Regions from separate parts of the Homo sapiens genome. Here all the other regions are linked to region 2. A link is a contact called in ENCODE Hi-C or POLR2A ChIA-PET data. All regions are on one chromosome and are shown on one strand. Each heading gives the region's core, a stretch centred on a gene start or an enhancer-like site at or near the end of the contact. The rest is flanking DNA. Distances are from core to core; before and after follow the strand shown. Region 1 has its middle 66 kb from the start of TNFAIP8. Region 2 overlaps DMXL1-DT (DMXL1 divergent transcript). Region 3 holds the start of TNFAIP8 (TNF alpha induced protein 8).

The links. A loop is a pair of places that touch in the nucleus more often than their neighbours do. ChIA-PET counts read pairs that join two places held with the same protein, here RNA polymerase II (POLR2A). Pooled maps may share reads with other maps.
Region 1: a loop to region 2 is called in a pooled map, with 3 times the contacts of the local background. The contact joins two enhancer-like sites. A Hi-C loop is called at or near these places in 4 of 168 maps with a recorded cell type or tissue (CD4-positive, alpha-beta memory T cell, Calu3, OCI-LY7 and 1 more), 3 of 37 single-sample maps with no recorded cell type and 11 of 50 pooled maps. POLR2A ChIA-PET finds 5 or more read pairs at or near these places in 8 of 52 experiments (AG04450, GM12878, OCI-LY7 and 5 more).
Region 3: a map with no recorded cell type shows a loop between it and region 2 (5-fold over the local background). The contact joins the promoter of TNFAIP8 here to the enhancer-like site in region 2. A Hi-C loop is called at or near these places in 2 of 168 maps with a recorded cell type or tissue (OCI-LY7 and naive thymus-derived CD4-positive, alpha-beta T cell), 28 of 37 single-sample maps with no recorded cell type and 13 of 50 pooled maps. POLR2A ChIA-PET finds 5 or more read pairs at or near these places in 9 of 52 experiments (BJ, CD4-positive, alpha-beta T cell, GM12878 and 6 more).

What each region holds. Positions count from the first base shown.
Region 1 is chr5:119,289,058-119,291,757 of GRCh38, forward strand. It overlaps a transcript of TNFAIP8 not described here. Among named protein-coding and RNA genes, the nearest start is that of TNFAIP8, 66 kb to the right of the region's middle. RefSeq lists enhancers at 350-589, 1,048-1,097, 1,338-1,527. Within about 2 kb of position 1,359, at least 8 of the 41 ENCODE cell types and tissues checked have a DNase peak (open chromatin) inside an H3K27ac peak, as active enhancers do; they include GM12878 and OCI-LY7, where a contact is called at or near this core.
Region 2 is chr5:119,030,202-119,032,901 of GRCh38, forward strand. The region is part of intron 1 of DMXL1-DT (DMXL1 divergent transcript); the gene reads right to left. Among named protein-coding and RNA genes, the nearest start is that of DMXL1-DT, 39 kb to the right of the region's middle. RefSeq lists an enhancer at 1,641-1,690. Within about 2 kb of position 1,255, at least 5 of the 41 ENCODE cell types and tissues checked have a DNase peak (open chromatin) inside an H3K27ac peak, as active enhancers do; they include GM12878 and OCI-LY7, where a contact is called at or near this core.
Region 3 is chr5:119,354,570-119,357,269 of GRCh38, forward strand. It overlaps TNFAIP8 (TNF alpha induced protein 8), which reads left to right and starts at 1,450. Exons shown (of 2, transcript NM_014350.4): 1 at 1,450-1,552. The coding sequence starts at 1,522. LOC102723444 (a long non-coding RNA gene) reads right to left here and starts at 1,204. Exons shown (of 5, transcript XR_007058912.1): 1 at 1,129-1,204. RefSeq lists an enhancer at 407-546 and silencers at 1,197-1,356, 1,985-2,279, 2,077-2,136.

The DNA.
Region 1 (2,700 bases), core at 109-2,608, 260 kb after region 2:
TTCTTTCATCATGCAGAGTCATTAATACAAATGTTGATTCAAAGTAAATTTACCTGCTGGGCCAGCTTACCTGTTAGGAATTAGTGTATTTTATATCATGATCACACCTTACTATACTTATTGTATACAATCAAATCTCCTATAATTTCGCAAAGGGATACTTATCAGACTTGTGTTCCCAATAGTGTGTATCTTTGTGTGGTATCTGTGGTTTTATTTGTGAAAGAACTGCCAAAAGATTGGTCCAGGTTTGTTTCTGTTTTTATTTATGACTTAAAGAGAGGCATTCGGTCTTACTAGTCACCCAGAGCAGTTTCACTGGATCCCAAGAAGACCTAAGAGGACTGTTAGGTTTGTAAGAGAAGGACTGTGCTAGGCTGTACTTAGCCATAACTTCAAGAGAAGACCTGTATTGGGCTGGAAACCTCTTTTAAAGATTGGAGAATTCAGAAGAAATCTTGTCAAATAAAAACTTATGAAATGCTATCAGTTTCTGGGGCTGAGGCAGGGTGCCTGGCACAAGGGGATTCTACCAGGTTCAAGCTGCTTAGACATGGCTGACTGACACCAAATCCTGTACATGGCTGCTGTTTATTATTGCCAGCCTCTTCCTCCTGTTCCCATCACTAATTCTTGCCTTGCTCCAATGCCCATTTACCACCTCTGACACTTTGAAGCTGCTCTTGCCCTGGGATAAGTTAGGAAAGCCAGAGTGGGAGAAAAGTCCGAGGTAGAAGTGAGGCGAGATCTCTCTATATTTTTGGCAGTATTTTCTAAAAGCCAGGGCTGGGATCAGAATTCAGGCTGCCAGCTGTTACTACTTTCACACTACTAAGTCCTTAAAGTTAAAAATAAATTACAAAATCATTCAAAACCATTATGAAGTCAGTCCAAGACACAGCTTCACCAACGATTTCATTAAGTTTAAAAATTCTCTCATCATTCAGTCAACTAATGATTACTAAATGTCTTACTAAAGCATGCAGAGTTGAAAAATGTTAAAGAAAGAAATTCTCTGCCCTCTAGGACTTATTAATCTAGTTGTAAGAAAAATGTTAGGACAGAAATAATTGGAATGCAATACAGCATACATAAGTGAAGTGTAGTAGTTGTCTGTTGCTGCATAACAGATTACTAAAACTTAGTAGCTAAAAACAACAAAAAACATTTATGGTTACATACACTTTCTGTGGGTCAGGAATTTGAGAGCTACTTAGCTGGTTGGTTCTGGCTTGAGGTCTCCCATAGGATTGTAGTCGGTGAGCTGGCCAGGTCAACAGATATCTGAACATTCTCTGCGGCTGGAGAATCCAGTTCTAAGCTGGTTCACTTATGCAGCTGGCAAGTGGTAGTCGCTCTAGGCAGGAAATCTCACTTCCTCAATATGTAAACCTCTTCACAGGTTTATTGGAGTGTCCTCATGACATGGTGGATGACTCTTCTTAGAGTGAGTGATCCAAGGGAACATAAGGTGGAAGCCTCAGATGTCTCCTATGATCAAGCTTTGCTTGATCTCCATTGCTGTTGGTGTGTGACTTATTGGTTACACAGGTCATATGGGAGGGGATTACACAAAAGAATGAATATCAGGAGGTGGGAATCATTGGGGGCATCTTGGAGACTGGCTGTATGAAGAGGCGAAGATCTGCATAATAATGGAAAGAAGTGTTGGGATGCCTCAAAGGAAGGAGGCAGAATGTAAAATTGATGGATTTTCAGTAGCTGAGGTTGAGGGAAAGGGTGTTGGCTGAGATAGGGCATCAGGAGCAAAGCAGGGCGGACAGCAGCTGGTGTCAGTGTGTTCAAGGGACATTAATGGAGCAGTGTGGCTGGAGTAAAGCCTGGTCAGGTAGGAAGGGGTCAGGGCCTGTAGGGTCTTGCATGCCAAGCTAAGGAGTTTGGACTTTCTTTGATTATTAGTGATGGGTCTTTGAAGGTTTTTGAGCAGGCAACTGACATAATCATTGGCATATTTTAGCTTTAGTTTGTGTATGACCTTTAGGGTTTTGGTGCCCTTCTCGTTTGTTTCCAGTATTATCCAGGTAGTCAGCTCTCTAATTTCTAAAATTGTGTAACACTTTTGCCCATGTCCCTTGATCACATACTACCTTGTACTATTTAACTTTTCGTGTATTTATCTTGTTATCACAAGTAGATAGCAAGGGCTATAGGGCCATGTCTTTATCTGTTTCTATTTCCCCTGCTGTATCTAGCACACTGGGTGCCCAATAACTACCTGCTAGCTGCTTGGATAATAGCAGCCAATTGCTACATGTGTGTACAGCCACTGTTTTCGGCCTGTCATGCATAATTTACAGTTAAGCATTTTTCAAAAGAGGGAGCAATTGCAGTGGATTCGATTTACGTAAGTGGAAAAAAGTGTTCAGAATCAGTTCTGCGTGCTTGGCATTTGCCATAACATTTTTAGGAAATTTGGAATAATAATTTTATTTTTAAAAACTCATGGATTATTTTTAGCTTCAAAGAGTGTTCTTATTTTGCGTAAGTTAAACTAATGAGGCAGTACCAGCCACGGAGTGCAGGAAGGGCTGCTTTCATCTTTGAATAGTGAAAGGCAGCCTCTTTCATGCATATGTTTATGGGATAAAATTCCTTTTTAGGATTTGGGGCAGAGTTTTTTCCCTCTTATGCCCCTTAGTTTGAATGGAATAGTCATTCATTGTCCTTGTATTTTCGTTG
Region 2 (2,700 bases), core at 5-2,504:
TACTTGGGAGGCTGAGGCAGGAGAATGGCGCGAACCCAGGAGGCGGAGCTTGCAGTGAGCCGAGATCAAGCCACTGCACTCCAGCCTGGCAACAGTGCAAGACTCCGTCTCAAAAAAAAAAAAGAAAAAAGAAAAGAAATAAGGATTATAATCTGGAATGCATGACATGGCAAATCACCAGAGCATTCAGTGAAGAAAGGGTAAGGAGAGCCTTTATTAGCAAAAAATATTTACATGAGCTGCTTAGAAATGGCTCATTGGTCATGGAGTTTCTAAGCCAGAGTTGCTGTTAGTTCATTGATAGAAATGCCATTACTGGGCAAATGTTTTTCCAAGAACAGCTCAACTTAATCACTGCAGTCTTAAAGAATGTCTTGTGATAAATCTTTTGCGTTTTTTTGTTTGTTTGTTTGTTTTTTTGAGATGGAGTCTCACTCTGTCGCCCAGGCTGGATACAGTAGCGCTGTAGTGAGCTCACTGCAACCTTCACCTCCTGGGTTCGAGTAATTCTCTTGCCTCAGCCTCCTGAGTAGCTAGGATTACAGGCACATGCCACCACACCTGGCTAATTTTTGTATTTTTAGTAGAGATGAGGTTTCACCACATTGACCAGGCTGGTCTCAAACTCCTGACCTCAAGTGATCAGCCCGCCTCAGCCTCCCAAAGTGCTGGGATTATAAGCGTGAGCCACCGTGCCCGGCCATCTTGTGATAAATCTTATCAAAGGGTGTATGAAAGAAGTGAAAGGATTTTTAGAAAGTTCTTGGAACAGTTCTTATCTCAGATATGTAAGTATGAGCCTCCTCTCCTTCAGGACTTGCTGTCCCTATTTTGCCCTGTGGAGACACAGAGCTAAACCATATCATTCCACCCATGGCCTCTCCCAAATCTCATGTCATTCTCACATTTCAACACACAATCATGCCTTCCCAAAAGTCCCCAAAAGAAAAAAAATAAAGAAAATCATTGCCAGTCCCTTGAGCAGATGATATAACTCATACCAATACTTGTATAGAAGAAGCATATTCTGAGTATTCAAAATTGAATCAGACTCAGAGGTAAAAAGATATAGCCTCAAAAAATGTGGCATACCTAAAATATCCGTGAATCTTCTTACTCATTTAAATAAACTAAATTTGAATTTCAAATTCACTGACTTTTCCTATTACTATGATGTGAGACAGGAAGCGTCCTTCAAGATTTATACTTTTTAAAAAATAAATGACTACACTATTTTTCAACAGGACGAATGCTACAGGAAATGAGCATACAAAATAAGAAACAGAAAGTGGAGGCGGTTAGCAATGGCTTTAATTTGGCTCCTTACTTTCACACAAAAACACCTGCAGAGAGCTTCAAATGCTATGCATGTGCTGATGATTCTCAAATTTACAACTTCTGAAAAAGTCTTTTTTCTGACACCCCCACATCCTCCTGTTCATTCTTCAGATCTCAGCCTAAAAAAGGTCAATTCCCAGAGAATCCCTTTCCTGAGATCCAAGACTAGGTCAGTTTTAAGACAGGGGTTTTCAATCCTTTTGACCTTGATCTACCATAAGAAATATATTTCATATCATGATCTGGTGCACACATATGCAAATATGCATTCTTAAACAAATGATTATCTCTATCTGCCAGTCACTATTATAAACCACTAGGGATACAAAGTGAATAAAACGTATAAAAACTTTGCTTTAATGGAGTTTACATTCTAGTAATTCTGTTTCTGCCTTTGCCTTCCTTAAAACTATTCTCAATCCTGCAGCCAAAGTGATCCTATTAAAACATAAATCAGACGTCACTCTTTTCCTCAATGCCATCCAATGGCTTCCCATCTCACTCAGAGTCAAAACCAAGGCCCTGCCTACTACAAATCACGTAGCCTTACATGATCTGCCCCACTGACCATGACTCACCCTCTTTCCTCGTCACCTGCTAGTCCTCCCATTCACTCCCCTTCAGTCATATTGGCCTTGCTTCTCTTCAGACGGGCCAGCCACACTCAGGGCCTTTGCACTGACTATTCCTTCTGCCTGGAATGTTCCTCCTCCAAGTATCCATATGGCTAACTCCCTCAATTCTTTGAGATCTTTAACCACAAGGCGCTTTCCCAAATAAGTCTTCTCTGGCTACCCTTTTTAAAATTTTAACCCCCACCCTTCACATTTTATATACTCCCCTTCCTTGCCTTTTTTCAGCTTCTTGTCATCTTATAACATATTCTATATTTTACTAATTTATCTTGTTTATTTTCTATCTTTCCTCTTGAAAGCATACTCTATAAGCCCCTGGATTTATATATTCATTCACTGACAACGTAAGCAGAAATAAAAGTTTCACAAAAGAATACTTATCCTTATTATCTGTGATTTACTAGGATGTTTTATTATTTAGTTTGTTAAAAATACTGGTCTTAAGCCACTAGATAGATTTCATGACCCACTCATAGATCATGATCCACAGTTTACACTGTCTTAATGTAAGCTTTCATTGTATCTGACAAATTGTTTCATAGCACATCACAACTGTGTGTGTGTGTGTGTGTGTGTGTGTGTGTTTATTCCCTACCCTACTGTGGGTCCTATGCAGAGCTGAGAAGTCAGGGCTGCCTTACTCACCGCTACGTTTCCAGCACAGAGCATAGTACCATAACAAGTCCAAGTCATGTGCACACAGAAGTTAAAAGGGAGCAGAAACTAT
Region 3 (2,700 bases), core at 200-2,699, 320 kb after region 2:
TGGTGCAATGGTAATAATCTATGTAGTCCTTATGGTTTTCAAATCCCTTTGTGCTTATATTACCTTATTTAATACAGACATAAATCTGTGAAGTAAATAATACTATTTTTATCTTCATTTTACAAATGAGGAACTGGAGGCTCAGAGAGGTTAATTTGCATAAGGTCATACAAATGATAGATGGCAGAACTGGATTTAAGTTCAGACTCCTTAAATCCATGTCTTTTGTACGTTCTTTTCACTAAATTTGCCATAGTGTTTCTATTGGTTTTTGCCTATATAAAATCGGAAACGAAGAAAAAGAAACGAACTGGAAAATAAATTTGTCAAAAGAGTATATTTTTTTCTCATAATTTCCAAGCGGATCTTTCAGATATGTTATTTGAGGACTTTTTGCCTCAGACTGGCGATAAAACAAGTGTTCTACAAAATACCTCCGTAAGACAGGCCTATCAGTGGCAGCTCTTGTCCCCGCTTTGCAGAAGGGAAAACCAAGGCTCCACAGAGCTAAGGGGACTTCCTCTCAGCCAATTTGTAGGGGCCTGTGGGCCAGACCCGGGGGCAGAATTGAGATCTGTTGTGAAGGCTGTCCGGCTTCTTTATTCTATCAGCATTTCAAATCCTGAAAACCTCCCCTTTGGCATTTTGAAGGAATTCATCCCCAGTTTTTGCTGGTAGCCGGGAGGGAACCGTGCTCTCCCCCTGAGGAAGGCCCTTTGGAGTAACTGCAGCAATGAGTGCCCGGGCTGTGCTTGGAGTACCAGTGCTCGCCCGGGGCTATACTGAATGAGTAAGCAGCCCCGTCTGCTTTTGCTGTGCAAAGGTAAGGGTGGAGGCCGCTCCACTTTCTTCAAAAGGCCCCGCTCTGGGACTTGTGAAATTGTGCTCTCTTAAGCTGGTCCTTGCAACCCCATGGACGATATCCATGCGACTTTCCTACAAAAATAACATACCAAAGCCGCTTTAAAATCCGTAATTTTTGGGTTGCAAGACTCCAAGACAAAGTCAAATGGGCATCAAAAAATGTAATCCAAAAATACAGAGGCATTGGTTCTACCCTATATGCATTTGCTATTTATGTAAAACTACAGTGTGCTCTGAGATGAGACTTTTTTTTTCTTTTTATACCTTTTTTTCCGCCCGTCTGGTGCGTTTGCCGACGGTTCTTCTCGGCCCTGTGTCTCGGGAGAGTCGGCTGCCGTCTGGGCCTGTGCCCCACCTGCGTGCGCCCGGGCCGAGCCAGCCCCGCCAGGTCGCCTCCGCCCGGCTGCCGGCCCGAGCGCGCGGCTCCGGGGGCGGACTCCCGCCGCCCAGCTGACACGCGATTCGTCACTCTTGCAGAACTTTCCCCCTGAAAATCCCTGCACCAGAACCCGCTCTCCCGCCCCGGGGAGGTTTTGATTTTAGTGGCTTTCTTCCTTTTATTTTCCGTCGTGTGCGGATTTCGCTGCAGAGCGAACTTGCGGCTCGTCCGAGTACATGTGAGCGGTAATCGCCCCTGCAGCTGGTTATCCTGACATTATGCACTCCGAAGCAGAAGAATCCAAGGAAGGTAGGATTCTGGTTTCTCCTGGGGGCCGGCCAAGTTCTGCGGAGGAATTTGGAGGAAGGCAGTGGTAGAAGAGGATGGGAGTTTTAAAGTGAGCGGTGGGCACTTTGTCCGCTTGCCCTGCGCCTTCGAAGCCAAGTCGGAGCTGGATAAGCGGAGCCCGGGTCTCATCTTGGGCTCCCTTCTCCCCCCGCAGCCGTTCAGAGGGGAGGGGAGGAAAAGTCGGACCTAGTTCAGCCAGCCCACTAAGTCTGCTTTTTAGCTTTCTCTGGAAACGAAAGAGCCCCACTTGGACTCCAAGAATGCAAAATGTGCTTGGAAAAGGGCTGCCTGCCTGCATCAGAAAGACTGAAAGCGGGATCCCTGGAAGAGCCCTGAGTGGAGGGTCCCTTGAAAAGGGGTTTGAGAAATTAGAAACGCTATATGTTTCCGGCTAAAAGGGGAAGCTGAGTGAGGGGAAGCGAAAATCTGTATTTGAGAAATAGATTAATTTTTTTTCATTGCTGGGTTTTCAGCAGTGAGTTCATTTCGTTGGGGGTTTGAGGGGGCTGAAAGATATGAGGGGGTCCTTGTGCAGCTTGAAACTGAGAAGAGTTTGTCTGTTTCTAACTTCGCAAAAGCAAAGGGTTTCATTTACTCCTAACAGAGAACAGGTGACAGGGCTGGAAAAGCTCCAACCAAAACACAATTATACGCTGGTGTTAGTTTGGGGAGTTTATTTGTGTGTGAGTGTTTGTATGCTTTGTTCCTTGAAACTTTATGTATACAAAAGTTCTCTTGTAAGTGGGGGGTGGGAGTAAGGGTGGTTGGGGAAAATTAGAGAGTAAGAGAGGAGACTATTCAAGATTGTGAAATACTCTTTCTTTTCATGTAGTCTCTTGGAAAGCTGGTTAATTTCAAGTCAATCACAGCAGTTCTGGCAGAGGAGCAGCCCCATCATTTCTCCATTTGGTAGACACCAGTTAGGAAGAGCCCTTGAAACTTGTCCTCTTCTGCCTTTTACTGATTCCCCTCCCAGAGGAAAGCTTTGTGTTTCACCATGTAGTCTTTGTGGGCTCACGTTTACCTTATTATGCTGTGTGAGGGAAATAGTCAATAAAAAGGAGGTTTGTTTAATAGAAATACGGGGCTGGCATGAATGAAAAATGACA